Regions from separate parts of the Mus musculus genome. Here regions 2, 3, 4, 5 and 6 are each linked to region 1. Evidence: chromatin loops called from intact Hi-C (ENCODE). Cell type or tissue: heart. All regions are shown on one strand. Each heading gives the region's core, and the rest is flanking DNA. Links, peaks and the distances in the headings are about the cores only.

Evidence for each region. Hi-C counts contacts between places; a loop is a spot of excess contacts. Peaks named below come from ENCODE experiments on the same cell type or tissue, not always from the same donor. Only the 100,000 strongest peaks of a DNase experiment are listed, where the experiment ranks them.
Region 2: it touches region 1 in a loop (6-fold over the local background); 14 of 42 quality-filtered maps call a loop at or near these places.
Region 3: a loop joins it to region 1, with 7 times the contacts of the local background. A loop is called at or near these places in 20 of 42 quality-filtered maps.
Region 4: a loop joins it to region 1, with 3 times the contacts of the local background. A loop is called at or near these places in 14 of 42 quality-filtered maps.
Region 5: a loop joins it to region 1, with 5 times the contacts of the local background. A loop is called at or near these places in 14 of 42 quality-filtered maps.
Region 6: a loop joins it to region 1, with 6 times the contacts of the local background. A loop is called at or near these places in 8 of 42 quality-filtered maps.

Annotation. Positions count from the first base shown.
Region 1 is chr6:66,464,248-66,469,790 of GRCm38, reverse strand. 2610300M13Rik (a long non-coding RNA gene) reads left to right here and starts at 3,308. Exons shown (of 3, transcript XR_869151.1): 1 at 3,308-3,387; 2 at 4,026-4,280. In heart, for the core only: a CTCF peak has its summit at 2,829 (motif pointing right); no DNase peak of the experiment used is centred there.
Region 2 is chr6:65,861,976-65,867,518 of GRCm38, reverse strand. It overlaps Prdm5 (PR domain containing 5), which reads right to left. Exons shown (of 15, transcript NM_027547.2): 7 at 4,525-4,604. Among named protein-coding and RNA genes, the nearest start is that of Prdm5, 86 kb to the right of the region's middle. In heart, for the core only: a CTCF peak has its summit at 2,394 (motif pointing left); no DNase peak of the experiment used is centred there.
Region 3 is chr6:65,648,962-65,654,504 of GRCm38, reverse strand. No RefSeq gene overlaps it. Among named protein-coding and RNA genes, the nearest start is that of Gm36144, 20 kb to the left of the region's middle. In heart, for the core only: a CTCF peak has its summit at 2,934 (motif pointing left); no DNase peak of the experiment used is centred there.
Region 4 is chr6:65,872,023-65,877,565 of GRCm38, reverse strand. The region is part of intron 9 of Prdm5 (PR domain containing 5); the gene reads right to left. Among named protein-coding and RNA genes, the nearest start is that of 4930544G11Rik, 78 kb to the left of the region's middle. In heart, for the core only: no CTCF peak of the experiment used is centred there; no DNase peak of the experiment used is centred there.
Region 5 is chr6:65,507,887-65,513,429 of GRCm38, reverse strand. No RefSeq gene overlaps it. Among named protein-coding and RNA genes, the nearest start is that of Tnip3, 80 kb to the left of the region's middle. In heart, for the core only: a CTCF peak has its summit at 2,952 (motif pointing left); no DNase peak of the experiment used is centred there.
Region 6 is chr6:65,123,595-65,129,137 of GRCm38, reverse strand. Hpgds (hematopoietic prostaglandin D synthase) reads left to right here. Exons shown (of 6, transcript NM_019455.4): 5 at 5,482-5,543. Among named protein-coding and RNA genes, the nearest start is that of Hpgds, 18 kb to the left of the region's middle. In heart, for the core only: a CTCF peak has its summit at 2,841 (motif pointing left); no DNase peak of the experiment used is centred there.

The DNA.
Region 1 (5,543 bases), core at 283-5,282:
TTTGTTTTTATTTTATATATGTGAATACATGTAGCTGTCTTCAGACACACCAGAAGGGGACATCGGATTCCATTACAGATGGTTGTGAGCCACCATGTGGTTACTGGGAATTGAACTCAGGACCTCTGGAAGAGCAGTCAGTGCTCTTAACCGCTGAGCCATCTCTCCAGCCCCTCATATAACAATTTTTGTCTTATTTTCTGTCTGTTGTTTTCTAATTTACTCTGTTATCAGTATTGGTATCTCAAACATTTCATACTCACAATCCTAATTGAATTTTTGTGACCTGGTGTTGATACCCTTCTTGGGGCTGAAGATATGGCTAAGTGATTAAGAATGCTTATAGCTCTGTAATAGACTCACAATAATCCTTAGTCCATTTACAGGGCTGGACACTCTCTTCCAGCCTCTATGGGCATCATGTACACACATGATACACATGCATGCATGCATATAGAACAATCATACACACAAACTTAAAAAATGTCTTAAAATTGCTAAAACAAAACAAAATCTCTTGGATTTCCTTACATAGCCTAGTAAGACGACTTCACATTTTTTCTACTCGTATGAAACATTATATGTTCTGGGCTTCAGTCTAAAGATGTGCTTATGAAATTGTAGTTTAATACTGCCAGTGTTCACTATTGAGTAAGTATTCCCCAGATCCTGGCATGCAGTTATTTTAATTTTGTTCAAAAATATGTGCATTTTGAAAGAATTGTAAGAATTCTAAACTGATGTGAAAAAGCCCATATTTCAGAGTATCTCTGCATCTATCCCGTGCAGAGGATTTCACATGTATCGATTTCAAGACTGACTTCTGCTACAGGAAGCAATAGAGGTGACTCCCTCAAGCTTCTATTTTAAGTGGACTATCCTTGTGTTTATTAGAAATTACAACAAAGCTATTAATTCATATACACCATTTTGTTTTACTGATTGAGACTAATTTAAGCCATCAATTTACCAACACTAATGATAAGTTCATTGGCTGTCAAATGTCAGCATGAATGAGAAATTGCCATATTGGAAGATCAATGGTAAAGTGGAACTGTCCCAATGTTTTCGCAAATCTTAACTGCTTTGCTGGATAGAATGTAGCAGGATTCTTCTGTCTGTTTCTGTACTTACTCTGCTGTCGATCATACATCACACTGCTTTTTAGAGAACTCCATTATCGACTTGTGAAACCTGTTCTGGGTTAGCAAATACCGCAGGAGAGACCATCTGCGGGCAGGACTCTGGAGCTCACATAGGAAGCCATCACATAGCAAACCAGCTGTTAATTTTCTTGTGCTTCAATATGCCTTATAAAAGAAAACAAGCAATAGCATTTATATTTCAGACTGTTTTGAGGGTTAAGTGACTCAATACATGGTTTATAATTACAATGTATTTAGCGTTAGAAATTATCAGTTTTGTAGCTAGAACAATATAGTCTTTTCTATCTTATATATCATTGATTTTCAATGTTTTTTTCCCCAGATCCAAATTTCTATTTGCTTATTTTAAGTGGGGGAAATAAAAGAAACATCTTTGATAACAATTAACTTTCAGGTGATGTTAGTCATTTGACAATCATTTTGCTATGTAATTGCAATTCATAATTATATCTGAATTACCTATTAGGACTTAAAAAGGTACTTTATAAAATTAAAGTTAATCCCAAACTTAATTTTAGTTTTCCCAGGCTGTCTTTAAAGTTGATGTATAAATGAACATGACTTTGATCTTCTGACCTTCCTTCTCCCATCTCCCAAATTCTGGGATTACAGGCATTGCACACTCTGTCTGTGTAGAACTGGGGAAGGAACCCAGTGTTCATTCATGCTTGGCAAGTAGTCTACCATCTCAGCTACATCCTGGGCCCCACAAACATTTTAATGGCCTATTAAATTTTATCTGTACATATACATCAATCTTCCTTTACATTATGGACTGTAACATATTTGCCTTTATATATAGTTTTGGTGGGTTAGGAGAACACAGGAAAGTCTAAATTTAATTAAATAATCAATAACTGTGTATTGTGTACAGTCCAGGAGAACACATGCATTGAGCTAACAGCAAAATAAGCAGGTAACTAAGAATGTGAGGAGATATAAAGTTAATTTTCATGTTGTATTTTACAATTTGAATATTGTCACTCCATTACTTGCCAGCATTTCAAAGGTATTGTTACTATACTGTGCTATCTATAACTAATCAAGAAGTGACAGTAAACACACACAGCTCATAGAAGAGCTTCAGTTGACGTGTGTGCTGCTGCAGCTCTGATACTAAATAGTAAGACTGTCTAAATACATTATCAGAACTTTTGCCTACTTTTTCTCAGTTAAAAAGATATCCAGTTGTCTAAAACCTCTCAAAAATAACTTTCACGTTGTTATTCTCAGAATGAACATTTAGAAATGTTTGCAAAATGTATGATTATTTTTCGATCTAATGAACTTATTTTTTTCAAAACTGGCGATGGAACTCTGTACCTTGTGTGTACCAAGCAGCACAGTACCACTGAGATGCACTCTTCCTAAGCTAGAATATATGGAAATAGAACTTTCAGTTCATCTTTGTGTTCCTAGAACAGGGCAAATTCTGTTTGGTTCACCCAGAAACTGTGTTTCTACCAGGAAATGCTCATCAAAGACTTATAATTATGAATTTTAGATTCTTCAGTTGAAACAGAGAGTTGAGACTATTTTCCTGGATATATGCGGAAAAACAATAAGTGTTTTTTTTATAACGAAACATTGTAAGGACAAGGGCTAAGCTACTTTGGAAGTTGTGCTTATTCAACAATGGTAAGAAGGCTGTAGTTTTAATTTGTTTCAGTAGATGGCACTAGGGTCTCAAGTAAAAACTCAGTTTTAGGAAAAACAAAAAAAAAATGTCTTTACTATTTAAAACAAAGCAGATGTCATAAAAATCCATGGGACTATTATATGAATAATCACATACGTACAAACAAGTGGAAATTAAATATTCATCAGATATCTTGCTTCAGCTTTCTTAACCCTAAACAATTGTGGAAGATTAGATAGATTGAAGAGAGAAATAAACACAAACTTGAAGATTATAGTTCCGCAGAAAAGTCTCCAGGATGTTTTTAGTTACAGTTTCCTTGCAAGATTTATTTCTTTAAAATATTTTAAAGAATCACATTATTTTCTCCTTTTCTAGTTGTACTCACTAGCTGTTCACAACTTGGACACGGAAGAAAGCCTAGAAGATCTCTACCTAGAATTCACAAAACAAAGCAAGCACATACACGTTGTTTGAAAAGATTCCCTCCTTAGAAGCCTTGGCTCTTTTTGTGAACATTGTTAGGATCTACTCAGTGGAGAGAGCTGTAGTTTTATTCCTTCTGATATCTGAGACCAACAAGTAAGTGTTCACCCTGGAAGTCTCTCATTTTCTTTGACTGTTTCTTATTTTTTATACAAAGACTCACCATGTAGCCCAGGCTAGCCTAGAACATAAGATCTCTTCTGTCTCTTTCCTTAGTGTTGGGACTCCTTGATTTAAAACAATTACCCTTTATTTCTATCTCTTCTTATAGAAAACTGGGTATCTTGGATGTAGTGTTTGCAACTCTTTATTACAATCACTCTTTATCTTTTCCTAGGCTCAATGATTATTACCAGCTGGTTAAAATACAGTGTTTGTAAAACAAACCAGTATTTCCTTGTATACTTTAAAAGTATGATTATATTATATAAACATATTACAACTATTCTCATTTTCTTTAACCAGATAGAAGTTAATGATTAGAGAAATCCACATCTCTACTTAAAAAGTTTTAAAATACTATGAGAGGATATTGATGTAGAGAAAATTTTCATGGAAAATGTATGACATAATAATTACACAGTAATAAAAATATAGGAGCATAAAGACAAAAGAAGTACTGAGATTTTAATTCTGTGATTACACAATTGTGTTTTTACAAGGAGCTAAAACTGTTTGGCTTCAATAGTGTAACTTCCCAAAAGTCACTTTGTTGTGATGTCCCCAAATTCCAGAGCTTTCTCTTTGCCCTCACCCAATCCGACTCACTGGCTCATCTTTGGCTTTTGTGTGGTGTCTTCACTGAGTAAAGCCACGACAGAGGAATGGAACCACAGTCTCCTCCTGAGTCCACATCGTCCCCAGTGCAAACACGTGTTGCAAAGGATTTCAGTTTTACTATTGCAGTCAGTAGAGAAACCAACTGGGGATAAGTTTGAAGGACGTGCTGCTGATCTTAGATGCCTTCTTGAAGTCAACCACATAAGCAGGTAAGTTTTTATGCTCCTTTCGAGTAACTAAGTTTTTCTTTCTTTTTTCTTTTTTTCCATTTTACTTTGTTTTGAAGGGACACAGGGTTATGAGTCAGCGCTTTTAAGAGTCAGGAAGGAACCAATAGAAAAAGAGGATTCCCTGCTCTCTGCCTGTTTGATGGGACTTTATTACTGGAGTTTGCCACATGGCAGCAGTTACCTTAAGGTGGAATTTGGAGATGGCAGTGGAGAGCAGGGAGAAGCAGCACAGAGCATTGAAACGCCATAGAACCCGCACAGATGCAGGCTGGGATGCTTTTACAAAACATTGTTTCTGACGGAAAGTTCGACTTTGCCCCCTCCCCCTTAAATTACAGCAACAGATACAGGGAAGATTATTGTAAGATTATTATTGAAAAGGTTTGCCTGTTCTGTCAGTGTCCCTGAGTGTTAGTGTGGCTTTAATCCCTTACTAGCTATGTGGTAGTGTGAATGAATTTCTTTTTACCTTTTTTATTTTAAAAATAAAAACAAATAAATTACTTCATTACAGAGACACTACCTTCAAAAAATAACAGCATCCACAACAGCCCCTTATTGTCTAGAGTTTGCAACATTCACACTGAAATCTCGGGCAGTGAATACAACTTTGGCCCATTCAAAGGGATTTCTGGTGTGAGGCACATCACATCAAACAGGGCAGCTTTATCGTCCACCATGTTCTTCGTTGCCATGAACTCTGAGAGAACAGAATTTGTTCACAGGGTGAAACACATGTTTATGGTGTGAATAAACTTCTCAGATTCAAATCTGTGTGACATTGGTAGACACAGGAATTCTGAGGCCAAATGGGATGTTTGTGGCCCGTATTTGCATATCAATGCCCAGACACCCTTTTAGGAATACTGCTGCTTCCTGACAATGCTGCTGTCTGAAGTCTGGGGAAAGAAAACCCATAAAAGTTTGGACTCTTACAGGGAAGGTGCGCAGATATCTTGTATTTGGACCTCCTCCTGGCCGAAGAAGAAGGCCCAAGACAGGACCTTTCTCAGACACTGTGTTGCTTTGGCGAGCTTGCCAGCAGAGAGTGCTCTGAGCACTGAAACTCAGAGGAGAGAATCTGTCTCCCAGGTCTGCTGATAGACGGTAACAGAATCACCAGAAGAACAATCTCTAAACAGAGTCAACTATAACTACTAACTCCAGAGATTACCAGATGGCGAAAGGTAAACGGAGGAATCTTACTAACAGGAACCAAGACCACTCACCATCACCAGAACC
Region 2 (5,543 bases), core at 211-5,210, 600 kb after region 1:
ACTACCAAAGCAAAAACTTTGCATTACTGGGACTATTGATGCTGGTTATCTGTAACTAAGAAATTAGCGGTGACTAAGAAGAGACCAGCATCATTGAGGTGACATCTTCTGGGAAGTGTTTTCTGAAAGCACAAAGAGGCTGTGTTCCAGAGATGGCCAAGGTTGTACTCCTGCTGCAGCGGGACTTGGTAATATGTAAGGGTCACCCAGGTGGTACTGGTTTTGAAGGCATGAAGGGGTCACGCAAAGCAGCTGAGGCTCGGCACTGTGAGAGGCCATGGAAGGCCATTGGTGAAGGTGCAGCCTCAGTTGCAATTGAAGGCCCAGGACTGAAGGGGTCATGCAGTGTTTTGGAGATGCCAGTACCATGAGATGACCACGAAGAGTAGCAGCAGCAGTGGAGTACAGGCATCTGGAGCCTAGAGGATGATGCGTGTGCTACAAAGGGCATGGCTGGAGAAGTGACCCAAGCCCTTGGAGGAGCCCAGAAGATCTTGAGTTGGATCCCAGACATTGGACGGTTGGAGATTGACTTTTGCTTTTGCTTGTGACTGTGCCCTGATATTTTCCCTCTTGAAGGAAGAAACTGTTTTAGTGGAGCCCACAGTTAAGAGACTTTTAATTGTAAAAAGACTTTGGATTTTAAAAGAGATGGATATTTTAAAGAGATTGAAAATTTAAGAATATGTAAAGTCTGTGGGACTTTTAAAGTTATTTAGATCTTGGGGATGAATAAGATTGTAATGGTTGAGGCTTACTAGTGATGTTTTTGTGTGTCAAGTTGACAAGGGGTCAATTGTACTGGCTAGTTTTGTGTCAACTTGACACAGCTGGAGTTATCACAGAGAAAGGATCTTCAGTTGAGGAAATGCCTCCATGAGATCCAACTGTAAGGCATTTTCTCAATTAGTGATCAAGGGGGAAAGGCCCCTTGTGGGTGGAACCATCTCTGGGCTGGGTTCTATAAGAGAGCAGGCTGAGCAAGACAGGTGAGGCAAGCCAGTACAGAACATCCCTCCATGGCCTCTGCATCAGCTCCTGCTTCCTGCCCTGCTTGAGTTCCAGTCCTGACTTCCTTTGGTGATGAACAGCAGTATGGAAGTATAAGCCAAATAAACTCTTTCCTCCCCAACTTGCTTCTTGGTCATGATGTTTGTGCAGGAATAGAAACCCTGACTAAGACACCAGCCAATTAGCAAGGGCATCAAACTATTGGACTAAGATGCAAAACTAGTTCTGTTGAAGGAACAATAATTAACCTTAGGCAAGCAAATTCTTCTTCTTAGAGCCAAGACTTTCTCTGTTACTGAAAAATAACTAGATGCCACAGAGGGAAAGATCAGCATGACTGATACAGTGCATGAGTGGAGGATGAGGTTTTCTTGGGATCCAAGTGGCCACGGCAAGAAGAGTGAAAAGACAGAGAAAAGCTGGAGGCAGCAAGGCCAACAGATCCCAGGCCTGCCGGCTGGCCTGACTCCATGCCATGCCATGCTAGAGCAAAGCTTGAAAGCCCTCCTCTAAAGACTTTACTCTTTAGTGAGTCAGAACTCACTGCGAGAACCTGGAAAGGCATAAAGCAGACAGTCCCTGACAGACATCAAGCCTCTGGAGTGTATCAATGCAGAGATTCAGCAACGTCCACTTCTGAACAGGATGAGTTTCAGTGTGGAGACTGGGGAGCTACGAGTGGGAGAACTACGAACACAAGTCCCAGGCGGCATTTAGGAAGGCCATGCAGCCCCTCCCCATCAAACAGCTATGGGGGCTTCAGCCACTAAGCACGGGACATGAAACGTGTATTTAAAGCTAATAAGTGCAGATTTACAGTCTTAAATACTGCATGTAAAAATATGCAATATATAATTTTATAACGATGACAAGCTAGTGCAAATGACAAATATTTGGTGTAATATAGAAATGAAGACTTTATTTGTAATATCCAAATTTTATTGGTATAGAAAATGTTAAAAATTGATCTATGGACAAAATAATTGTTAAAATATTAAAAGATACTCTTATTTATTCAGTATTTTTGAAACATGAGACATTTTTTAGGTTGAATTAATGAAATAAGTCATTTACAGCACACAAAAGCTTTTTAGAATTAACTCTCTTATAGAGGAAACAGGGTCATGGATATTTTTAAAACTTTTAACAAAACTTAACTGACAAATGACAGGCATTATTTAATCATGCCTAGTGTTAAGAAAACATGTTTTGTTAAATTTACAATTTTCCATGCTTGTTTTCAGGTGATAATTTACTACTTTAAGTCTGAAATGAAACAACTTTAGATAAAAATCATAAGATACTTTGTTACAACATAAAGTAGTATACTGTAATATAAAAGACTATACACACTATGCTGTAATTTAGTATTGTCATAAAGCACCATCTGCTGTCAAGATGAAATACTGCAACTAAACTCTACTAGACGTTAGAGCGGACCAACTAAAATGATTGACAGTTGGAGTTACGATACTTTCCTTTGTATTGAGAACGACTTTGAAGGGTTGCTCTAGAATGCAAGTCTATTTGCACTACGAATTTTTTAACATTCTGCAAATGTTCACAACATGAAAGAGCAACTGTTCCTTCTGCATTCCACCAACAGTTACACCTTTTTTTTTACTACCAAATTAATTTTGTTTAATGGAGAAGGTATCTATATTAGTAAATAAATGGAAAATAAGGCATTATTCAGAAAAAGACTCCATGACTAAGTTTGCTAAAATACTCTGTTCAAATATCTTAAACATCATAATCTAAGATTAAATAGATCCAGGAAATAACCATTCAATAGGCATTCCAATTAGGGTGTTTAGAATTACAAACTTCAAAAGACTTAATATTTTTGCCTCAAACTAAGTCTACTCTCCAAGTCCTAGCATTTATAAGGAAGAAAAAAAGGGGGCTACAGGACCTTGAGATACTCAGTGGGTAACACATGTTCTGTGCAAGTGGGAAGTTCTAAGTTCAATTTCCCAGAACCCACATAACAGTTTGTCTGCAACCCCTAAGTTCCTATGACAGCACAAAAGGCAGAGAAAGGAGATGACTCAGGAGCTCATGAGTCAGTCTTGTGTATGCATCAGAGAACAAGAGTCTCTCTCAGACCAACAATGGAGACTGTCTTCTGGTCTCCACATCTGTGCTCGGCACTCACATGAATACGCATGTACACACACATATATACACAATTTAAGGGTTGGAGCTAGAAGGTAAGTGTCTAGACTGGCGTTCTGCAATTTCAGCACACATGCACAAGTCTGAACATTACTGGGCAGAATATCCTGGCCCCTGTCCAAGAAGGACACCCAAATCTGAGACGCATAGTACATCTTCAATAGGCCCCATAAAGTCACCAGCTGGAAACTACAAAAACTAAGAGAATAAGCAGAGAATTCTAATCAATTTAATATCCTTGTTCAGAGAGGAGAAATCCAGCCCAATGTTAAATGGGGAACTACTGAAAGCAAAGGAACAGCCTTTATTTGCAAATTGTTATTTCTCCCAAAGATAATAAAAATCGCTCTATATCCAGGAGACAGCTTCACACATGTCAGTAGCTATTTCATGTGTCATAATTTAAATCCATAAACTTGGGACTAATACATAAAAGGTGGTATCAGCTTTAAGTCCTGCCAAATTACTATGTAATAAATCTACATGCATACAAATACGTAAAAAGCATTTTACAAATCACAAGAAAAATAAAATTTTTACACTCATCGGCAATATCTCTTCTAGATAACAAGTTACTGAAAGTTTTTTCATGTTCTCAGATATACTAAATATCTAGCATGTAAAATTGGGAAATTTTGTGCACTCTATTACAACACAAACAAAATCCAAATTTTATTTTGATTCCACTGTATTCTCTATCAACTATTTACTAATTGCTAGACTTGATGCTTAATTTTCACATTAGACTTACATACAAAGATAACAGTAATTTTCATACTTACCACAAAGTGTTAAATACATTTTCTATGATTATGATCATTTATTTCTCCAATGACACAGGGATACACAAAGCTATCGATATGCACTTTCCTGTCAAGAGTAGAATAAGCTAAGAGGAGCCCTGAGACATCCCAGTGCCAATCGGTCTCATTGTTATCAACTCAGCTCTAGTCTTTTAAAAATCATCTTCTAGCTCTCATTCTGTACCAAACTGAACCACAAATGTACTCATGTTAATAAAAAAGGCAAGCTCTCCGCACAAAAATGTCTGTTTTCATATCACTGATGTATGTTTCCTGAGCAAACACCAACTGAAAAAAATCTTGAAAATGTGGTGGGTGCTCTGTGGGACTCAGCTAGACATGACACCTGGCATTAAAGAATCTGTTAGCTAATGATGAAACAACACAACTCAAACTACTCTTAGCTCACTCTTCTGTACTGTGGAACATGTCGTCCCCACTAGCTAAGCCCTGTCTTGGTATAACATCCACCAAGTGACTGCGGCAGATGGTGACAGAAGGCCTTCCAGCCAACAGACAGGCTCTCACCCACCTTCCTGTGCTCCTGCAGGCTTGACACTGAGGTACATTTTCTATTGCACACCGAGCATATGAGTTTTCTCTTAGGATCACCTAGGACAGGGATGAAAGACCATCACAAATTAACTGAGGTTGACCCAGGATCCCTTCCACACCATTTCATGGTAGTAATTGAGAATTCTACGAGGTTATATTCAAGTCTTTCTTTTCAAACTTGAGAGTTCCCAGCTCATCAGTTTCCACATATATCAAATAAACTTTTCTCTATTCCATCTGTTAAAATAGTCTCTAGAGAGAAAGTTTCCACAAAAAGTCAGAACAAAATTTAAGTAAATCAAATGTTCTTTTTATAGGGAAAAGAATGACCATGTTAACTCATAACTTGATTACCCTATTTCCTTGACCTTTCATCAAGTGATTTCTTGCTATCGTTAGTCAGACTATTCCTCCAGAACTAAATTCCTGTAGAATTTGAGCCCATACCTTACTAAATAACTGTTAATGCATAGTATAATGTAAAATCATAAAATCAACCACAATAATGTATTATACTGGCAACCTACACTGTTAGAAAACCCAACCAGAACTAAAATTCATCTTCTTTTACAGTAACAATAGAAACTCATATCATATTTCAAACTTCACAGTAATTAGACACTCAAAATAATTTCAAAATGTGATGCCATAACTGCATTATCTGTACCAGCACAAATTTCCTCAAAATGATATTTTATAATTAAAAAATATTTGAAAGCTCCTAAAGTAAATATTAACATAATGTAGCACCCTGTGCCCATCACTTCCCCCAAACTAGGTGAAACCCATGCCCATCCTTGCTCTAACCTCAACAACAAGGAAACCCTGACAAGCAGAAGTAATACTGCAGTGTTGTGTGATCATGATGCAGAGCTATGTTTATAAAAGGGAAACAAACATTTAGGAGAAGAAAGGTAGGAATTTTCATTCTGGTTTTCAAGATCCTAAGATAGTCACAGCAAGAGCAGGTACATTTAATTGTTTAAAGCACTCTAC
Region 3 (5,543 bases), core at 236-5,235, 820 kb after region 1:
AGTCAAGCTAAAGGCACAGGAATATTGAGCTGAAAATGGCTGAAGGTAATGGGTAGTGGTCATAGTATGCTCACTCTTAAGAACCATCTGAAGGTATTTGGACTTGGTCCTTCAAATCATGAGAGTAATTCATCTGTTCAAAAAAGGAATAATTAGATTAGTATTTATCAAGCTCTTGTTTCCTTCAGTGTGGAAAATGGATTATCAGAAAACAAAACATTTGCAAATGTTACTCCATTTTTTTTTCTGTTGTTGTGATTGACACCATGACCAAAAGCAACTTGGGAAGAAAAGGAGTCATGTGGTTACATATCCATCATGTCACAGTCCACCATCAAAGAAGTCAGGGTAGGACTACAGGAAGGAACCTGGAGACAGGAACTGATGCAGAAGCATGAAAAGTGCTGTTAATTGGCCTTCTCCTCATGGATTGCTCATTATGCTTCTTTATATAGCCCAACACCACCTCCAGTTGGCTGGCCGTCATGCTATGTTTAATTTTAAAAATTCCCAGAGATAGCTCAGAGTCCAATCTGATGGAAGTCATTCTTCAACTGAGTTTCCCTCTTCCTAGGTGACTCTAGTTTGTGTCAAGTTGAAAATGAACCAACTGAGTAGAACCAATAAGTGACCTGAAAGATAACTCAAAGCAGTCAAAAGATAAAGACTAGACCATTTGTTCCTGATTAGAAATTGACTTGACCCTTATCAAGAAGGTGAGATCTAGCCAATTAAGGTGATGTGTCACTGAAAGGCCAGCATTTAGTAGGATGAAGATTTCAGGCCAGTATTGGCTACATGGTACATACCAAGAATTTGGTATTCTGTGATTCAAGACCTTATCTCAGATATTCAGATCTATGATAAATAGATGGATGCATGAATGAATAGAAAGATGATAGATGATACATGGTGTGATGTGATGTGATGTGATATGATATGATATAATATGCTATGATATATGGGTGGATAGATGGATGGATGGACAGACAGATACGATGTGATGTGGGGTGATGTGATAAATGGACGGATGGGAAGATAAAGAGAGAGAGAGAGAGAAAGAAAGAAAAAAGATAGATAGATAGATAGATAGATAGATAGATAGATAGATAGATATGATAAATAGACAAGACAAAGAAACAAAAGGAGAAAGACTAACAAGCAGACAGAAAGAGAAAAAGAGAGAGAGAGATTAAAAAGGGAAACCAAAAAGAGGAAAGATTAGGGAAGATTTATCTTAAATATGTGAAAAAGCTGGAAGATATTTTGTAGTAGAAGAAAAATATCAGTGAAAAGAAAATATCAAAAAAAAAAGTATTTTGGGTATGATGAGTAGGTATTTCAGTGCAGCATTATATATGTAGTACATCTCAGAATATAAGTTGGAGCTGTATAGAAGAAAGCCATGAGTCTCAGACCTAGGGGCTTGGATTTGTTTTAAAATACAATAAAAAGTCCGAGATTTTCTTCCCCATATTTGAAAGTTAGAATTTTGAGAATTTAGAAAGATATGGTAGCATACTAAAAATAAAGACATAGAAATGTTGAGTGTTTTTCTAAAGCTATAAATAATTGTATAGAAATGGTCAATAAATGGTGAAGTAGCTGGATGGGTGAGAAAGTGAGTGTTGTACTCTGTCTGCTGTGGCAGAGGGCTACATGCTTCATGTTCTTGGTGCTGGGGACTCTCACCCAGGGCCTGCTGTCTGCATTTACAGCAACGTGTTCTTGGGAGACCAACATCCAACCTAGAACATGAATTTATAGGCTTTCAAAACCACAGAGTGGAAAAAAAAAAAACAGATTGGATAGAGAAATTTACTGAGTGTCCACTACTTTGGTTTTTGTATATAAAACAAATCAAAATCTGATGTTCAAAATTCCATTTCGAAAAGTGATTTAAAGGGAAACTAGAGAATTTCTGTTAGTTTTTAAGATTCTTAAATTATTGGGTAAATTATTTTGACTGTAAATGTAAAGGAGACTATATCTCAAAACTTTAAAAATTAATATTTTCTTCAAATATAAGAGCTTTTAAAAATGTTAAAAATTCAATGGGATCAGAGGCCCTTGGTCCTATGAAGGCTCGAAGTCCCAATGTAGGGGAATGCCAGGACAGGGAAGTGGGAATGGGTGTGTTGGTGAGCAGGAGGAGGGGAGATAGGATAGGGGGTTTTGGAGGGGAAACTAGGAAAGGGGATAACATTTGAGATATAAATAAAGAAAATATCTAATAAAATGTTAAAAATTGTAAGTATTTCAATTTAATTTACTGCAAAGCATGTTAAATTTTAGTAAGGAGAGATTTTCATATTTAGGACAGAAACTTCAAATAAGAACAAAATGTGCTCTCCAACTTTGCTATGTGCTATTTGCATTAAGTAAAGTAAGTGGTTTAAGTAAACTTGTGTGTGCTGGGTAAGAGTGTGTGAATTAATGCACAGGGGTAGTTTGTGCAAATTTGACAGACATGTGGGACAGACACTAGAACTTGCTCTTTGTGGGCATGTTTCCAGTTTTGAGGGCTTCCTCAACTTTTTGGTTGGTACTTTGTATTTTTATATATTTACATGTCTGTGAGGTTTTAATTACTGGTTTATTAAGGAAGTCTTCCAAAATTCTAGTTTTAAGGCAAATTTTTAAGCAAAATATTTTTACTTGTTATTATTAAGCCTAAGAAAGAGAATAGTGCCCAGGAGGACTGAGCATTGGACCATCTTAGTTGAAGTCTTCACGGCGGTGCAGTTCTGAATATCAGCTGTCAGATGGCATGCATTCAAAGTGCTAATGTTGCTTATATTAAAAAAAAAAAAATACCAGGGAAAGAGAAGGAAATCACCCTTTAGATTTTATGCCCTAACAACAGGGAAAGTTGGAAATAGGTTTTCTAGTCTCATTCGTTTGAGACAATAGTTCCACCTAGTGGACATTTGACTTAGAAACAAACCTTTGAATCCAAATGTTAGTTTTCTCTTTGATGGGATCAATATTAAAGGAAAATAATAATAGATATATTATTAACAAGGTAGAAGTCAAAGTTATTAACAGAAAAACAAAAAATTCAGATATTTAGGAATAAGCTGATACTTAGTATAGGTCTGTCTAATTTGTGACTAAAACGAGCCAAAGCCACACAAAAGGCCCAGTGGGACTGTGGCCAGAAACAAACCAACTTGTTTAAAATGTGTCTTGTTTAAAAACTTCATGACAAGATTACTTTTTCATGACTCACTTGGACAGTGTTTATTATTACTGTGTGGACACTAAAGTGTGCTTTAGCAGAGTGGTCAAGTAAGCCTCTTTATCCTGAAACTTAACCTGGTCCAAAGTGAACTATGGAGAAGAAGAAGAAGAAGGAGGAGGAGGAGGAGGAGGAGGAGAAGGAGGAGGAGGAGGAGGAGAAGGAGGAGGAGGAGGATGGGGGGAGGGGGGGAGGAAGAGGAGGAGGAGAAGGAGGAGGAGGAGGAGAAGAAAAAAAAAAGCACTTCACCTCAGATGATCACTGTTCAAACGTTTAAATAAAACACCAACCATGCCAATGATTCCAAACTACTAGCCCAGTTAAAGATTTATATTGGTTCTGTTGAATGTTGTCTGTCTCTAACCATTCTAAAAGTAGACTAAAACCCCGTAGTGTAACTAGAATGCTGGGAGATAGAACCCTGCAGTGACAGGTCTTTTCCCCTGTTTTATTCCACTGTCGGTGTACTTAAAACCTAAACTCTTTATGAATGGTTCTATGAAGCAGACACAGAATTAATTCTATTCTGAAAGATCAAATGGTTAGATTATTATTTACTTCTATTTTGTTTCAAAACCAAAATGACTATACCAGACAAATATTAAAATCTACAGCCTGAGTTCTCATGGCAAGATCTGAAAGACAAATGATGTTTCTTGACTACATTGCTGGACAAAGACAACTCAAGCCATAGCCTACAACCTGACCAGAAGGGACACCCCAGTTTAAGGGGAAAGTTACTGCATCTGTTTTTATATCTTGAGACCAATTCTAGCCTGGGTTTAGGCTTATGAGCTACTGTTTCTCTTAAGGATTCCTATATTTTCAGGCTAACAACAACAACAAATGCAAGCTTACATTCCTAAAAAGTGATATGGTCCTTGAATGTCTTTTCTGTAAGCTTCAAGAGTTAAGGCTGGGGGCTGGAGAGATGGCTCAGCGGTTAAGAGCACTGACTGCTCTTCTGAACAGTCCTGAGTTCAAATCCCAGCAACCACATGGTGGCTCACAACCATCCGTAATGAGATTTGATGCCTTCTTCTGGAGTGTTTGAAGACAGTGTACTTACATATAATAAATAAATAAATCTAAAAAAAAAAAAGAGTTAAGCCTGGTCCTGTCACCGAGATGGACAAGATGTAGCTAGATGAATGTCTTTGTCACTAGTCAGTACCTTTCCACATATGAGCTGCAAGGAAACTGCCATGAATACTCCTGAATCCTGAAAACAGCTCATTGAGTGATTCTGGTAGAAGAGGACTTTGAAAACGAAATGCTACAGATTAGTAAATTGGAAGGTGACGTGGGATCCATGTAAGCAAATAAAATAAAATCCCCAGGAACCAGTAGAATGAGGCAAAGAACAAAATCCAGATGTGACAATGGAGTGAAGAAAACAAGTTGGTTCATAGGAAAAGCTAGTGGTTTAAGTAAGTGGTTTGAGAAATACTACTTACTACTAATGCTGATGGATAGAAATTGCTCTTTTACAGACCAAAGAGGGTACTGGGGATCAAATGCCAGGGCCTCACACAGACTAGTGAAGTATTTTACCATGAAGCTTATCCTGCCCCTAATACCAGCTCCCCCTCCCCCCCATTGTCTCATTTATTGGAAATTTTTACTGAACTATTCTGAAGAACAGAAGTTGTTTTGAGACAAGGTCTCACTGTGTACCTTTGGCGAACCTGGAACTCACAGGCCTCCTGCCTCAGCTCCCAAATGCTGGAATTAATTGTAGGTATGAGCCAGCATGTCCAATGTACTGGATAGTATTATATCAAGTTGACACAAGCTAGCAACATCTCAAAGGAGGAAACCTCAATTAAGAAAAGTCCTTTATTAGATCCAGCTGCTGAACATTTTCTTAATTAGTGATTGATGGAGCTTGGCCCATTGTGTGTGGTACCATCCCTGGGCTAGTGGTACTGGGCTCTGTATGAAAGCAGGCTGAGCCAGCCATGAGGAAAAGGTCAGTAAGTAAGCAGCACTCCGTCATGACCTCTGCATCAGCTCCTGCTTCGAGGCTCTTGCCCTGTTTGAGTTCCTGCTCCGACTTCCTTCAGTGATAAACAGTGATGTGTAAGCAAAAGCCAGATACATCCTTTCCTTTCTCACTTGGTTTGTGTCATGGAATTGCATCACAACAATAGTAACTCTAACTAGGACACCCAGCTGGGACTTGATTTAATCTTAATTTTTTATTATTATAGGCCAGGTCTTCTGTTGTGGCAAACAAGTAGAGATCAGACAAGAATTTGGGTGTAGAGTTGGTTTCTTTTTCCTTCTTTCTTAGTAAGAA
Region 4 (5,543 bases), core at 140-5,139, 590 kb after region 1:
AGCTAGGAAAGAAGCAATCATGGCCTGCAGACCAGTGGCATGGCAAGTCAAGGGAGAACAAGCTTGGGTATGACACATGAGGTTCAAGTCCCTTTTAAAGACACCATAATTAGTAAAACAATTGAAGCCTGGAGTACAGTATACTGAATGAATATTATAAGGTATCAGTGCTGCGTATGGCATTAATATCTAATTAATGACAAATTCAAAGAATTTGTCTTTAATCTCTTACCCATGAGACTGTCCCACGAAAAGAAAATATGTATTATTCAGTGTTAGCTAGAGAAGGAAGAGGAAGGCAAGATAGCATACTGTGTCCAGGAACATAAACTTTCTGGGTGGCATTTCGGCACACTCCTGAGACTGCAAATGTGCACACCCCTGGTCTGACAGACTTCCTTTACAAAATGCATATGAAAGGTTTAAGAACGAAATGAAGACAAAAGAAAACTCATGAATAATTATAGAAAAGATAGAAAATGGGTTAATTAAAGCATACTAGACATTATAATTACATTTACATTCATTTGTTTACTTTATTTAACAAGGAAAGTCTTTTATAAGTTTTAGAGTGTCACACTGTGTATAGAAAACCATTTTGCCATATACATTTACTCACACACAACAGAATCTGGCAAGCTAGTCTAAAAACAATCTGCTGAGGAGAGGCTCCATAGGAAAGTGGGAGAACTGGACAGCATGTTTGCTTTCTTGGCTCTTTCTTTGTTATTTGAACTTTACTCAGTGAATAGACTTTTATTATACTACAAGAGCTACTTTGTTTAAGACCTTACAAATTTGACCAGATAATTTCTTTAGTTTTCCAAAAAGCCTATATTCAATCATTTATAATTTTTTTCAGTATCTCAGACAAAAATAATCCCAGATTGGCTTGTAGTAGAAGGACATAGCCAGGCAGGTAAATACCTTTACCATCTCTATTGTTACAAACACCAGCAGTGAGTCCTGTGCTGACTTGACAGGAAGACGCCAAGTCACACAAGAAATGAGGGTTAAGTGCTCACATCTTGTAGATAGAAGGCTTGTGTTCATGATACTCTTTCCAAGTATCAGATGGAAGCTTCTAAAAAGGCATTATGCCATTAAAATTTTTACTGATTTAATAATTGATCCTTGAGCTACATGATATTCTTTCTCCAGGTGCCAAGGCACTGATGTCATCAACATCTGCTAATGTAATAGATGAAGTTGTCCTGAATAAACAGCATGAATTATCTTTTTAGACACATTTTTATGGACCAAGTCCAATCTTTCATTACAGATGTAGAAAAGACGTGCTATACTATCTACACTATCCATTTAGAATTCTCAAAAATTCCTCAGGTGGGTGGGACTATATCCAGTAAAATACAAAATTTGTATAAGTCTAGCCACATAGATCAAAGATTAATTTAATTGTAACAGAATAAAATTTTCATCAAGGCAATTTACAGCTAAAATTTATAACTTTGACTTTCAATAGTCTGTATTGCCTCTTAATAACAGTACTTACTGCAGATGGTATTTTACCTTTGGGACATATACCATACAAGAACATTAAATCTATATCATACTTTTGCCTTCCAAAGTTCAGGGACCACTGCAGAAGCAGTGGAAAGACTGTAAGAGCCAGAGGCAGTAGACAATGACGACAAGGAAATTGTTTTCCAGATGTAGCAGCAGAGCTGCACATCTGGAATCACGGTTATGAAAGTTTGTATAAGATCTGCACAAGTTCAAGCCAGACAAAAATCACAGCATGGAGAGAGGAGGTAACCATGAAGCCCCACCTAGCTAAGGCGTTACTGGTAGGTGATAGCAGGAGGACAGTGTGTGACCCCTGGTAAGTCACCAGCACTCCAGTGGAAGGCCATGCATCCAAGAACCTATAGGGAGTAATAAATCATACTTGATGGTTTACAGAAAGTGAAAGGACACAAAGTTGAGTGTAGGGAAGAGTGGGAGTGGATTTAGGATATTCTGGGTAAGGGGGAAAATATGATAAAAGTACATTATAGGAAATTCTCAAGGACAAAGAAAAAATAAAAATAAGAAAAATATTAAAACTAATTAAAGATAGAATGAGTGTAGAGGAACAGAAAAAAGAAGAAAGGAAGAGTCTGCTACACATACCCTAGTCTCTCATAAGGGCATGCTAACCTTGTGAGCTATATGAGAAACCTGAAACTGTAATAGTATGTTTTAACTACCTAGATGTCTACAAGGTCTGTTGACTAAACTTGAACAGCCAGGCCTACTGGCTTCTTTAAAGGGCTTCTTCCTCCTTCTCCTCTTCTTCCTCTCCCTCCTCCTCCTTAGGAAATACACTGAAACTAGAGTTATGCCTACAAGTTCACAGTTGACTCCACTCAGAAAAGAGTAGGCCATACAGGAGGCACCCATCCAGAATGTCATAGAATTGAGCAGCCAAGCTAAGACACTCACCTGCTCATCTTTAGTTTTCTATACACAAACTCTTTACAGACTGGGGCCAAGGGTATGTCAAGGATTTTACATAAAGAATAAGATAGATTTTAACTCTGCCAACAAGATCTATTTGGGTTATAAAGATTGCAGACCTTCACCTACAGTAACTAACTATTTTTTAGAAAAATATATACTATATATTATAATTAGTTGGCAAGAACCCAGAAGGTTATCAGCTAGGAAAAGACTTGGAGACTCTGTGTGTGTGTGTGTGTGTGTGTGTGTGTGTGTGTGTGTGTGTGTGTGGTTTTATTCTTGGGAGTGGGGAGGGTAAATACAACCTATGCTGTATTACCAAACATTCACGAATGATTTCAGGATCTATTCTCATTTCTACTAAAGATGAAAAAGTGACAAGGAAAGTTTAAAGTTTTACAACAAAAGAAACCACGTCCTTCTCTCCTTTTTTCCCCACTATTTCTCTCTTGTGGTTGTGGAAAGGTTAGGTCACAAACTTAGTCACACAAATGAGAAAAGATGAGGAAGAGTTTCTCAATTAAAGTCCAAGAATAAAAGGGCATCACTGACTTCCCAGTGTGCTGTGATCCAAATAGTCATCAGAGTAAGGAAAAAGTTCAGAAAGATTGGAACATTATTCTAAATTAAATAAGCCATGGAAAAGAATTACTGTGCAGAATATAAAAATATCAAACTCATAAAGCAGAGAGAACATGGTGGTTGACAGGAGTGTGGCTGGAAGAAACGGCAATAAAGGAAGGAAAGTGGGGTGATGGTGATAAAAAGATGCACAGTTCCGATACCAATGAGTAAATCCTGGAAACAGACAGTAAGCTGCCTGCAATACTGAACTGTATATACTTAAAATTGATAAAAGAATAGATTTGTAACTTTTAATTCTCTTTCATAAAAATTAATTCTTTGCATTTAACATGAGAGAATACTTTGGCATATGGAAAGGGCGATTTATTAACATACCATCATCTCATGTATATTGTCCTTTTTGTCTTGTAGTGAGAATATATAAAAGCATAAAAGTATATCCTACATATTCTTGCTACATGAGATAGAAATAGAAAACCATGTTAGGAGATCGATATGTTATGTCAGGTGACAGATATGTTGATTAGATTAACTGTGGTGATTGTTTCTGTGTTTGCGGAATTAAAAGATCACAATATACATTGATAGCATGTACAAATTTTGGCACATATGCCGCCATCATGAAGATAGTTAATTGAAAAGCAGGCTGCACATTGTTATTTCTCCACCCACTGAAGAACAGCAAGCCCCAGCTGATGATCAGCGCCTGCTGGACACTATTATTTAGAATACTGCCTGGCACTCACAATGGACACTATTATTTAAAATTCTAGCTGGCACTCATAACTGTGAGCATCAAACTGCAATCGCTATCATCCTGGGAACTAGAGATGGTTTTATACAAATGGAGGCGCATGACTACCCTGGGCAGGCCTGAAGAAAAGCTGCCTGGCTCGAAAGACAGGCAGCTGTGGTATATTTACTGAGTGGCTGTCTTTCAGCTCCTGCTTAACAGTTTAAAGACTTTTGCTGCTCATGGTTAAATTAACTCCTTTTGCCCTGGTTTTATAAATGGATTTATAATCTTTTAGAGGTATGCTTTCCTTTGATGCCTAACAAATGTTTAACACAACAAAGTTTGAACTACAGTGTCTTTCAAATGGTTGGACCATGACCCAAGACATATTTCTTATATAAAAACCAATCAGAGACCATCAAGAAGACCCAGCAGATAAAGGCAGGCATTACCATTCCTGACAGCCTAGAAGCAATCTCTGGAACACACTTGATAGATGGAAAAGACCAACCACAACAAAGCTGTCCCCTGAACTCTATGTGCATGCCATGGCATGGACACTCCAATGCAAGTAGGTAAATAAATAAATGTTATAAACAGTAAAATAAAATGAACAGATTACACGCACAAGTCTATATTTCATTAAATCTCTCTTAAACTTAAGCTTCTATTCATGTCCCTGTAAATAGGATTAAAAGCTAAGAAACTGCACATTGCTCAGAGTTTGGCTACAAATGAATAAAACATGACTGTAAGAGTCCAACAGAATTGTTCCAAAAGTTGTGACTAGATTGTCAGTAGATTCTACAGTTCCATCCCTGGAAAATTACACAAAATATTTTTAATGAGCAGACACACATTTGACATCAAGAAGCTCGCAATGACTTCTTTGGGGGCTTTACCAGCCACTGTGGACTTATTTCTGCCATCAGGCAGACAGACATCCATCTCTCAGAGAAGGATCACCATAGACTTTCACCAAAGTTGTGTGCTGCAGTAAGTTTGACAGGGAACAAAGGGAGAAAGATGATTCATTCACAATTCCTGTCTCCTGTGTGCCTGACCAATTATGATTCAAATAACCCAAATCTAACTGGACCCAGAAAGCTGACTCTTATTTTAGTCTGACCTTATAATACAAGTCTGAATCAAATAAAAGGAGTACAGGGGGACGAGGAAATGAAAGCCTAATGGTGACTGGACCCACAGAACTGATGATGAACCTGATAACAGTGCAATCCTACAGCACCAAGTCCATCCGGAATCAGATAAGTGGGCAAATGAACAAATGCAAAGAGCCAAAGAAATATCTCATTTATTTAAAGGAGCACTTGGATTTGCTAACAATGGAGACCAGACTGACCCTGAAGCATTTTCTGACTTTCCTGGCACACCATTAGTCTGTAGTTTCCTAACTGACTGTTAATGAGTAATTATGGACCAACAGGTTGACTTAGTTTTTCATATCATTCTTGAATATTTTAGGCATTTTCACATAACCACACTACCACACGTAGGACCACAATGCAGAAACACATGTGTGGGGGGCAGAAGGACAGAGCATGCTTTCCACTTTGGAAATCCCAGCCATCACCGTTTCTGTCCTCCTGAAGACATCATTATTACTTTCATATGATTTATGGCTGAAAAGGATGAGGGATAGAGCAAAGATCCTCTGCCAAATTCCCATATGGAGTATAACACAAGCCAAACTGTGAAAAACTCATAAATGTGGGCAGATCAGTTTCATCAAAGAAGG
Region 5 (5,543 bases), core at 214-5,213, 960 kb after region 1:
ATAGCTAAACACGTATGAGACATAAGAGCACCAGGCAGGAGGTCGAATATACATCAGCTGGAAGCTGATGACCTGAAAGTCCTGAGGTCAGGGTGGAGGTTACCATCCAGGAAGAGAAGGCTACAAAGTGAACTCTGTTTTGCTCCAGTGTTAAAAGAAAAGGAAAAGTCAGCAAACAAATAAACAAATAAAAGTCTAGAATGAAGCATGTACTTAGCTGTGGGGGGCAAACAAGACTGGTGCCCCTGAAATCATATAAAAAGGAGGAAGGAAGATCTGTGTAAATACTCCATCTCTGTAAATACTCTAGACATGTAAGGGACATGAAAATTGCCCTCTAATTTCAAAGGTGTGAACCTCATCTGGGATCTCAATAAAAGTAGTGTTGTTGGAGATCTAAGGTGAAGGCCACAGTGGATAGAGCTAGGAGAGAAAAACAATTTAGGCATCTGTATTAGTCAGGGTTCTAGAGAGTCACAGAACTTATGGGTAGTCTCTATATAGTAAAGGAATTTATTGATGGCTTACAGTCTGCAGTCCAATTTCCAACAATGGTCGGTAGCAGCTGTGAATGGAAGTCCAAGGATCTAGCAGTTGCTCAGTCCCTCACAGCAAGCCACCACACCTTTAATCCCAGATGACCTTGAACTTGGAGACCACCCTGTCTTAATCTTCTGGAATCTATAGCCACTATGCCTCAAGATCTCCATACCAAGGTCCAGATCAGAAACTTCTATCTCCCAGCCTCCAGATAAGAGTCACTGGTGAGCCTTCCAATTCTGGATTGTAGTTCCTTCCAGATATAGTCAAGTTGACAACCAGAAATAGCCACTTCAGCATCAATATCAGGATTAATATTATTCTGGTATTTTGCTGGTCAGGAAACCTTTGACTGAAGGCCTCATGTACTCACGCAAAGCCCCAAGTCTAGTAGAAGCCAGCACGTCAGCTCACTGAACCACAGGTGAGTCATGACTGTATTGGAAGATGGAAGAAAGCACAACAGAAGGGTTAAATAGACAGACGATGAACAACAGGAACACGGATTATCTTAAGAAAGGCGGTCCCTCATTCTTGTATGATGTGTCTTCTTGTCATTAGACTTCCTCTCGGTCTCCCATAGGAGACACTCAGATGAAGTTAAGGAAAAATGTTTTCTTTGTCTTTAATCCATAGTATTGATATCCACAGGCCACTCTTCAAATAGTATGTTTGTATTTCTCCAGACAAAACCAGGTATGACCATTGATTTTCAGAGCTGTGACTTCAGAGGAGAGTGGTAACCACAGCCAGTTATGTTACTTCCACCCTTCAATGAGCAGGGATGCTTGGGAAGCTGAAGAGGTGGCTCAGCTCCATGTCTCTACTCCCAGCTCCCAACACCCAACACCCAACACCCAACTCCCAACTCCCAACTCCCAGCTACAGCTCAGACTTTAAGGAATGCAGAGATGTTTGAAGCCTTTTCAGGTGCACACAGCCTACACATACATAAGATAAAAATAAAATCTAAAAACCAAAATTGCCTCTGAGAAAGGGCCACTCTGAATCAGGAGCCATGAGGGAATTCACACTAAAAGATTTTTCTGCTGTTTCTTGAGGAACAAAGAAAGTGTGAGATAGAGAAAAGAGCTTCATAATTAAAATTTAGCATGATTAATTAATAAATAATTAATCATAAATAATTAATTGGGTTAGAAGATGAATATGCATGGCTTAGTATTTTTTAAAAATGCAGGGATATATATATATATACATATATATATATATATATATATATATATATATATATATATATATATATATTGGTAAAGAACAGAATAAGAGGAAGGCTTTTTAACCACAGGAAGCAGGGGAAAAACATGTTATATGGATTGACTTTTTTTTTATCACTTACTTTTAAATCCAATTTTATAGAAAAAAAAGTTGAGAGTTTATAAGCGGAATGAATGAAGTGGTCCACGTAGAAGTCAAAGCTATGGATTGTGTTTTCTATCTGGCAATGGTATTTCTAAGCACATTTAGTTTTATGCTTGCTATGTCCAGTGAGTTCTGTTTGGAAAGGCACATACTGTATGTCCAGTGTAGGGCACAAATAAAAACCCCAAAATAGATACCAGACCTGAGGAAATACAGCTTCTCTCAGAGTACGTCTGGCTTTTTAAACCAGTGAGGCTTATTTTATTTTGTTTTTTATATTGTCAACACTATTTAAGTTAGGCTTTGGCTGTCCCACTCATATTAACAAGATCTTGATCTAATTTCATGTTGATATATATTATAAATGAAATTAAGCCAAGGGTGTGAATTATGTTTGGATGAAGGGAATATGATGCTTTAGAGTAGGTATTAACTACTCTAAATTTATTGACTTGATATTAATATTTATATGTTCAGACGATAGTGCTAATTGTGTTGTGACTTCCTAATATCCCCGAATATCAGAATGGACACATAGCAACGCTCAGAGGCCAGAGCATTCTACAGATGCCGAGGATAAGGTACGTAATGCCTTGCTGGCAAGATGGACCACACGATAAGGACAGTAGGAAATTAGGGGACAGCGTTGACTTTCTAAAACTTTACCTTCTTTCTCCTGAAAGGTGATTTTAAAGAATACATTTAGCATCTGGCCCATCTCCTCTCTTCTTTACGCCAGTAGTCTAATGGAATTGGCAAGTGAAATACTTTAGTAGAAATATAAATTCTGATCTGGTGTAAATGTGCTAGCATTAGTGAGAAATCACTCATCTATGAGAGTTACAAGATAACTATGACAGTAACAGTTTGCAATAAGCACACAGGTCTGGTTTTGAGAGAGAAAATGAAGATGAAGTGGCTTCATTCCAGGTTGTTGAACTGGAGTTCGGATCCTAGAATCTATCAGTGACAGAGACTTGTGCACACCACAGAATCTATCCTGATTCCCAACTGCTGTTTGGTGCCACCTAGTGGCTACGGTCTGCAACACCTTAACACTACACAGCTTCTGGTTATGGGAACCCCCATCTTACTGTCTTGAAGAAGGGGTGCTTCTGCTGAAAACTTCCTCTTCACTTATCATCTGCTTCATCAATGTTACCTCTCATTTTCAAGACAAGAGAAAGCTTTTGTTGTTGCTGTTGTTTTAACTTTGTAAGACATGTTTGTTTTTTGTTTTTTCTCAAGACAAAGGGGTTTTGTTTTGTCTTGTCTTGTCTTGTCTTGTCTTGTCTTGTCTTGTCTTGTCTTGTCTTGTCTTGTCTTGTCTTGTCTTGTCTCTTCTGTACTGTCAGGAAGACCATAGGAACTGTTTTCCAATCGCTTTATGTCAGAACTCAATTGTCTTAGACGTATTCTTCCTGGCTATTTCTCTATGTATCCAGCTTTAATATGGTGTTTAGAGAATGGACTCACAGACAGAACCATGAATTTCAAGAGGTATGCTGTGTCCTTGAGCATGGGTGCCTATTTCTGCAATTCCTTTCCATGTCTCCCTTTGTATAAAATAATTGGCTTAATTCTGCATCTCCCACCTAGAGAGACACAATGCCATACTGTCTTGATTTACAACTTTTTTTTATTATTGTTTTCTTTTTAATGTCCTCGGTTCTTTCTGGTGGAAGATAACTTTAACTGTTACATTTATTTTTTTTTGAAGTACTATGGGATTTTTCAGGCAGAAAATTATAGAGAAAATAAAAATTGCCACAGTATCACTACCTCTCAAATAAAATCAAATTGGTTTTTACAGGACCACAGAATGTGTTTCAAAAATTCAAATAGTACTTACATGAAAATCATGAAAATAAACTCATCTTCTTCCCTGAAATTATTACTAGTACATATCATTAAATTTCCTTTTTAGTCTGTCAACTTTATGACATGCTAAAATAGAAACATTTTGCATCTTGCTTTGGGGGGTTTAATGATATATTTTAGAATTCATTCCATAACAATACCTACAAGCATTCATTTGCCTCATTAAAAGTGTTAGAGAATCACTCAACTTGCCTATAACAGTTTAAACTCAAGGAAGGATTTTGTAATGGAAGACTGTGCAAAATCAGCTTAGCTTGCTGTTGCAAAATGAGAATTCTGTGACTGAGTAGAATGCACATTTTCATAGTCTGGAGGCTGGCGGTAGGAGGGGAGATGCAGGAAGCCCTTCTTGCTCTCTGGGAGGTTGACTTCTTGCTGTGTGAAGAGAAAGGAGGTCTCTCCTTGCCAGGACACTAAGAGGTCATAAAGGTTTATCATGATTTATTAAGAGTTCGACATGACTTTAGTTGGAGAATCACTGTATGAATTCTCAGGGGGGTCAAAACCCTTCCATCCACAGCAAAGTAGTTTTTTTTGGAAATGAGTCTAAGGATTCAGAAAGAAGTGCTATGGAAGCACAGTGGCTAATCTCCAAAATGGTTCCATAGAGCCCACTTCCTGGCATCCGTACTCTCAGCAACCTCCAACTATCTTCTTTTGAAATAAATGGATCACCATAGACACTAATGAGCAAAGGCAACAACTGAATTTAAGTCGTGCTTCAATCTGAGACCCAATGACCTGAGAAGACAGTAGGTTGACACCTGCTTTGGGAAACCTCGTTCCAATGGGATGGGGAACAAAGGCTTCATCTTCCCTCTACTCTCAAGCAATCAGCCATATTCTCAGATGTGTGATGTCTGTGTCTCTCTTTTTCCTACATATTGAATTCTTCCCTATTCTCTGGATTTCTGGACTCAAGCACTTCTTGGGATACTGAGCCCATTGTCTACTGGAATCAACTACATACTTCTCCAGAGTCCTCCATGCTGAAGAGTTAACTCACAACAAGCCATTAACAATGCATATGTGCTATGCTAGTAGTAACATATGCATGTTTATACCTTTTTACAATACAGAATATAAAAGTCCCCTCACAACATCAAATATAAAAGTGCTTTATCCATCCTCCCTCTCCATCAAAATTGGGTGATAGAAGACCATTCCATCCAACTTTAGTAGCACAAGTCTATAGTCCCCACACTTGGGAGTTCAAGGTCATACTTGACTCTGTAAGGTGTTAAAAGATATTCTGGGGCAATAAAGTGTGGATGCTTCAGTCCTTTTTAGAACAAGGAACAAAATACTCATGGGAGGAAATATAGAGACAAAGTGCAGAGCAGAGACTGAAGGAAAGGCCATAAAGAGACTGCCCCACCTGTGGATCTATCCCATATACAGTTATACTATTGTGGATGCCAGGAAGTACTTGCTGACAGGAGTCTGATATAGCTGTTTCCTGAGAGGCTCTGCCAGAGCCTGACAAATACAAAGGTGGATGCTTTCAGCCAACTATTGGACTGAGCACAGGGTCCCCAGTGGAGAAGTTAGAGAAAGGACTGAAGGAGCTGAAGGGGTTTGTAACTCCATAGGAAGAATAAGAATATCACCAAACCAAACCTCCTCAGAGCTCCCAGGGACTAAACCACCAACCAAGGAGTACACATGGAGGGACCCATGGCTCCAACATATGTAGCAAAGGATGGCCTTATTGGTCATCAATGGGAGGAGAGGCTTTTGGT
Region 6 (5,543 bases), core at 378-5,377, 1.3 Mb after region 1:
AACAAATATGGTACCAATGACATTTCACATTTCAACCCCAACACTTTGCAGAGAGAAAATGCCCTCCTTGTGGTGCCTTGAAGAGCTTGTGACTGTGTAACAACCTGAGTCACCACAACCAGTCAGACCTCTGTATTAGAATTCATCCACCTCACACAGGGAGTAGTCGAGGATGAGGTCCTGATCCTGGAACTTGAAGTGCCCTTGGAACAACTTCTTCTGAAGCAGGAGTAGGAACCAGTAGCCGTCATTAGGTCACATGTCAGCAAAGGGAATCTGATCAAGCGGGAACCACTAAGGGCACACTTCTTCACTCTCTGCACGCCCTGTGTACATGTTCCGTAGAGAAGATATGGATGTTCAGCAGGCTAAGGGAACCCACAAACTCAAACGAGATGTGGTCCAGCTGAGCAGTGCATCCACGGTCAGACCGCTTTCTTCCTAAGGCTCTCAGCCCCATCCTCAGTGGACTCTCCCTTCCTGTGCTTCCCCTGAAGCCACTCCAGCAGTCAGCTCCTCTTCTTCCTGCCAAGGAGAACTTGCTGAGGCTGCAGCATCAGCACCAGGTTGGTGGAGATGCCTGGGTCCTTTGCGTACCACCCACACAGTTTCCTGCGGGAAGAGCTGTGGGGTATTTTCTTAATTATCGATTGATGTTGTGTGTGGGTCTATCCCTGGGTAAGTGGTCCTGGGTTCTCTAGGAAAGCAGACTAGAAAAACATAGGACCTAATAAGCAGCTCTCCTCCACGACTTCAGCTTCTGCTTCCGTTCCTGCTACCAGACTCCTGCCTTGAGTTCCTATCCTGAATGGCCTCAGTGATAGAGTATAATCTGAGAGCTATAAACTGAAATTAACCCTTTTTCTCTGTTTCTTTTGGCATAGTGCTTATCACAGCACTAGAAACCCTAAGACCATTGGTAAGGACACCTATATTGCAAGCAGTGTTCCACTAGCATTTGAAGACACAGCAGGCTCTCAGCTGTTGGCAAGTTTGGCTAATCTAATTATTTTCCTTAAAGTTCTAAATGTTTAGAATGGTGAGTTTTGTTGCCTATATATGAATATACCTTTAACCCCAGTACTCTGGAGGCAGAAACAAGAAGATCTCTTCCTACACTCGATCTTAGCCAAAAGGCTGAGAAGCGATAGCAGATCTCTTTCTATGTAGACCTGGAACTCTACTCCAGGTCTACATAGAAAGCTCTGGGCTAACCAAGACTATGTAGCGAGAGCCTATCTTACAAAACAAGCAAACAAATTTTACACACACACATAAACACATATGTATATATACAAGTATATGAAAGAAATGGTGTTTTGGTGCCATCTTGTTTTCTTTCTTGTGTGTGAGTGCACATATGTGTGCGCATGCATGTGTAGGCCTGAGATTGACGTCCAATTGCTTCCTCACTCCTTCCCCTGCTTACTGATTGAGACAGAGACACTCGCTGAATCTGGACCTCACCAATTCAGCTAGACTGACAGACCACCAAAGCACACACCCCCTTCCATTCCTGCTTCTCAGTGCTGGGGCTACAGCTGTGTGATAGAGAGCCTGGCTTATCTGTGGGCATTAGAGATCCAAGCTTAGGTCAGCATAGTTGAGCAGCAGAAATCTTATAAAGTGAGCCATCCTTCTAGTCTGGCACCATCCTGTATGGGTCCATTCAGCCTGACACTTTGGAAAGTTTAAATATCCTTGAAAGCTTTTAAAGTGACTTCACTATATCCTGTATTCTCTTTGTCACCCAGTACCCCTGGAGCTGGGAGGCTGAGATCTTTTCCACCTCCCATTATTTGCTTTGTTTTGGGTTTTTTTTTTTTTTTTTTTTGGCTTAGTTTGTGCTTTCAGAGGACGTCCTCAACTTGACTCGTGGATGATTGAGTTCTAAATTTTCACCTTTTAATTATCACCTGCATTGTGATACTGTTTACATGATTAAGATCTTCTGATTGGAGATATTTGCACAAATAATTTATATAAATAAGGTATCTTAGGGATGTGTGCATGGACAGACACAGAGAGAGAGAGAGAGAGAGAGAGAGAGAGAGAGAGAGACAGAGACAGAGAGAGTCAGAGAGAGAGAGAGAGAGAACACTCACCGGGACAAAGTCTTGAAAAGCTCAGCTTTGATGACAGAAGGGTAAAAAGACTTTTTGACATAATATATTTTGGCTCTGCCCAAAATATATATAATGGGCTTGAACCCTATTGCCTTCTTACCAGTGCAATTCCCTATCAAAGTTGAAACTCGGAGTGTGAAGTGTAGACCAAAGGGGGCGCTCCTTTGATGCATGTTGGGAGCACCCAGTGATAGAGTATAGCCATGTGACAAGGTGGAAAGAGTTCAGTAAACCTCAGCCAGTACAATTAGACATTATAGAGTTAAGTGTTAGTTTGCTCTTATATTTGTCAGGTGTGACATCTATTTTACATGTCTATATAAGCACACAAATACATCATGTTCCCAGTTATAGAAAGAAAATATATAAAGATTTGTGTCCATGATATCAAAGAGCCCACTGCAAGGCAGTCTGCCTCCTTCTTGGCTGGTCTCTCATTTTCTACTTTTCTATGGCTGAGGACCCCTGACAGAGGACACATCCCAGAGGAGACTATCTCTGGCCATTGCTCATAAAATTTATACTCCAGCATTGTGCATAACACGGTGGTCACTGCTATTACATGTCTAAAACCAGGTTTAGAAAGCATAGAAATTCAGGTTCAGGAACAAATTATACAAAAGATCCTATTTCAGAGGCATTGCTAATAGCTCCGACTACATCATCAATGAAGTGTGTTTTGCTCTCTCCCTGCAGCAGGGTCAGTTGCTGCCACCTTGTGGTCAGGCAGCATTTTCAAAATCAAAATATTGCAGTAAGATAGTAATACCAACTTATTCTTCTTAGTGAGAGAGGGTTTTGCTATTTAGCCCAGGCTAGGCTTGCAGCTCCCCAGACCCTGTCTCCCAAGTGTAGGGATTACAGATGTGGAGTTGCATCACACAAGTCTCACTGAAAAAAATTGTCATTATTGTGCTTGAAGAAAAGCATGAAATACAGTAATTGCTGTTATTTCTGTATTTGTTGCTAAAATTCCATTTCCAATTTTAAAGGATTAGATGAAAGAATATGTCTGTGAACACTGGTCACCAGAATTTCCCTTGAATTTATTATGAGTGCTTATTCTTTGGCTACCCAGTGTGCCCATGTGGGTTTTGTCATCTGAAGAGCAGTGTGCAGGTGGGAGGACTAGCAGGGGAGCCGTAATTCTGAAGTTGCAGTTTCAACAGTGAAAGAGAATAACAGTGAGGATTTGGAAACTGTGAGAAACAGACAACGTTCTATATCCTTCTCAGGGGCAAAACCCAGCTCACAATGTTCCTGAAGAGGAGCGCAGAAATGTCAGACACCAGCAAGTCAAAGAGTGGCCACCTAGATTTAACAAGAAACAGACATAGGGAGATAGATAGATAGATAGATAGAGAGAGAGAGAGAGAGAGAGAGAGAGAGAGAGAGAGAGATATTTCAATTAGTTCAGTGACAAAGTATTTTTGGAATGCCTAAAGCCTCTCCAGTACTTCAAATACACACACACACACACACACACACACACACACACACACACACACACCCCTAAAGGCAAAAGATTTAACAATTACATTTCTTCCTATTACTTAAAAATGGACCTTAAGAAATGATTGTTCTGTATGTAGTAATTTAAATATTATTAGTTGGAAATAATTTGACAAATTGTAAAGAAAATTTGAGCTAAAGGAGTGATCAATAATGTGAGCATTGTAAGTTTTTATTTGCACTTGACAATGTGGACATGACCATTAGAAAGTACATATGGCCTTTGCAAAACTTTCGAGCAACCACATCCTGCACCCCACTGGCTCCAGCTGTCCAGGAGATACAGGCTAGCCTTGACTAATATTCATATCGAACTCGAACTAATCCAGGGATATGAGGTCACAGGGTGTACCACCATGTCGGCAAGCACACAATTCTCAGTAAGAAAGAGGGTTGAGTTAATGACTTGGTTCTCAGAGACAAAATAAAACATAGTTATGTAATAAAGGCACCCATCTGTTTTATGGGTGTCCTGCATTTGTCTTCCTTTCTCCGGATATTGTTTCTTCACAGTACCTTACATAGATTATCAGAAAGGAGTGGTTGGTGGGTCCTGTAGATAATATGCAAGGCAGACAAAGCTCATGCTAAGGCACAGTGGCTGTCAAGGAGGAGACAGCCTTAGGTTCCATGGGTGTTCTTTGCTGTGAAGAGACACCATTGCCAACTCTTATAAAGGGAAACATTTCACTGGGGCTGGCTTACAGTTGCAGAGGTTTAGTCCATTATTGTCCTGATAGAAAATATGGCAGTATGCAGGCAGGTAAGGTGTTGGAGAAGGAGCTGAGAGTGCTACATCTTGATCCAAAGGTAGCAGAAGACTGTGTCACTGGACATAGCTTGAGCATATAAGACCTCAAAGCTTGTCCCCACAGTGACACACCTCCTGCAACAAGGTTACACATCCTAATAGTGCTATTTGCTATGGGTTAAGCATTCAATCACATGAGTCTATGGGGCCATACCTATTCAAACCACCACAGGTATCATGATTCATTATGGCCTAGTATGCCCATCAGGTGTAGTAATGAGGAAGAAACCCAAACTGGAGCACCCAGACTCACAGGCTGCTGTGCATCTATTTCCTTCAGTTGAGCTACATAATTATAAGGGCCTTATGTTAAAAGGGGATTTCAGACATCTAAAAACATAATAACTTTTCATTACAATAAACTAAGAGTTTGAAAATATCATAGGTGTTTCTCATAAACTAAAATCAGATTTACCATGACTTGCCTATATGCCTCTCAAGTATTTACATCAGCACAGCGCAGACACTTCCATGCACATTGAGGTTTATGATGGCTGTGTCCACAGAAGACAAGTGATAGAGCCTACCTGTCTAAAATATAGAAATGGATGCAGAAAATATGATGTATATGTGTATATATATACATATATAATACATGAGTATAAAATGTTTGTATGGGAATATCCTGTGTGATGTCATTCACCATGAAAATACATATTGAAACTAATGGCAAAAATACTTTAAAATGAGTAATAGGGTTGGTTAGATGGTTAAGCTGGTAAAAGATACTTGCTTCTAAACCTGAGTAGCAAGGGTTTGATTCTTTCTAATCCTGAGTAGCAAGGGTGCAAGGACAGAACTGACTCCTGAAAGTTGCCTTCTGGTTTCCACCAGGCTCGGTGGCACATGTGTGCACATGTGTGCACACCAAACACACAAAATAAATGTAATTTTAAAACTTGAGTAATCTATGATTGAGTCATGTCATAACTATGACGAAACAAACGCATAGCCACTCTCAGATCTCCTCACTCACTGTTCAAATTGCTCTTATGTTTCTCACTATTCACAAGGATGTCTGCTGTCTCCTAGGAGCGGATGTTCAATGAATTGCTCACACATCAAGCACCTCGCCTTCTGAAAGATTTGGACAC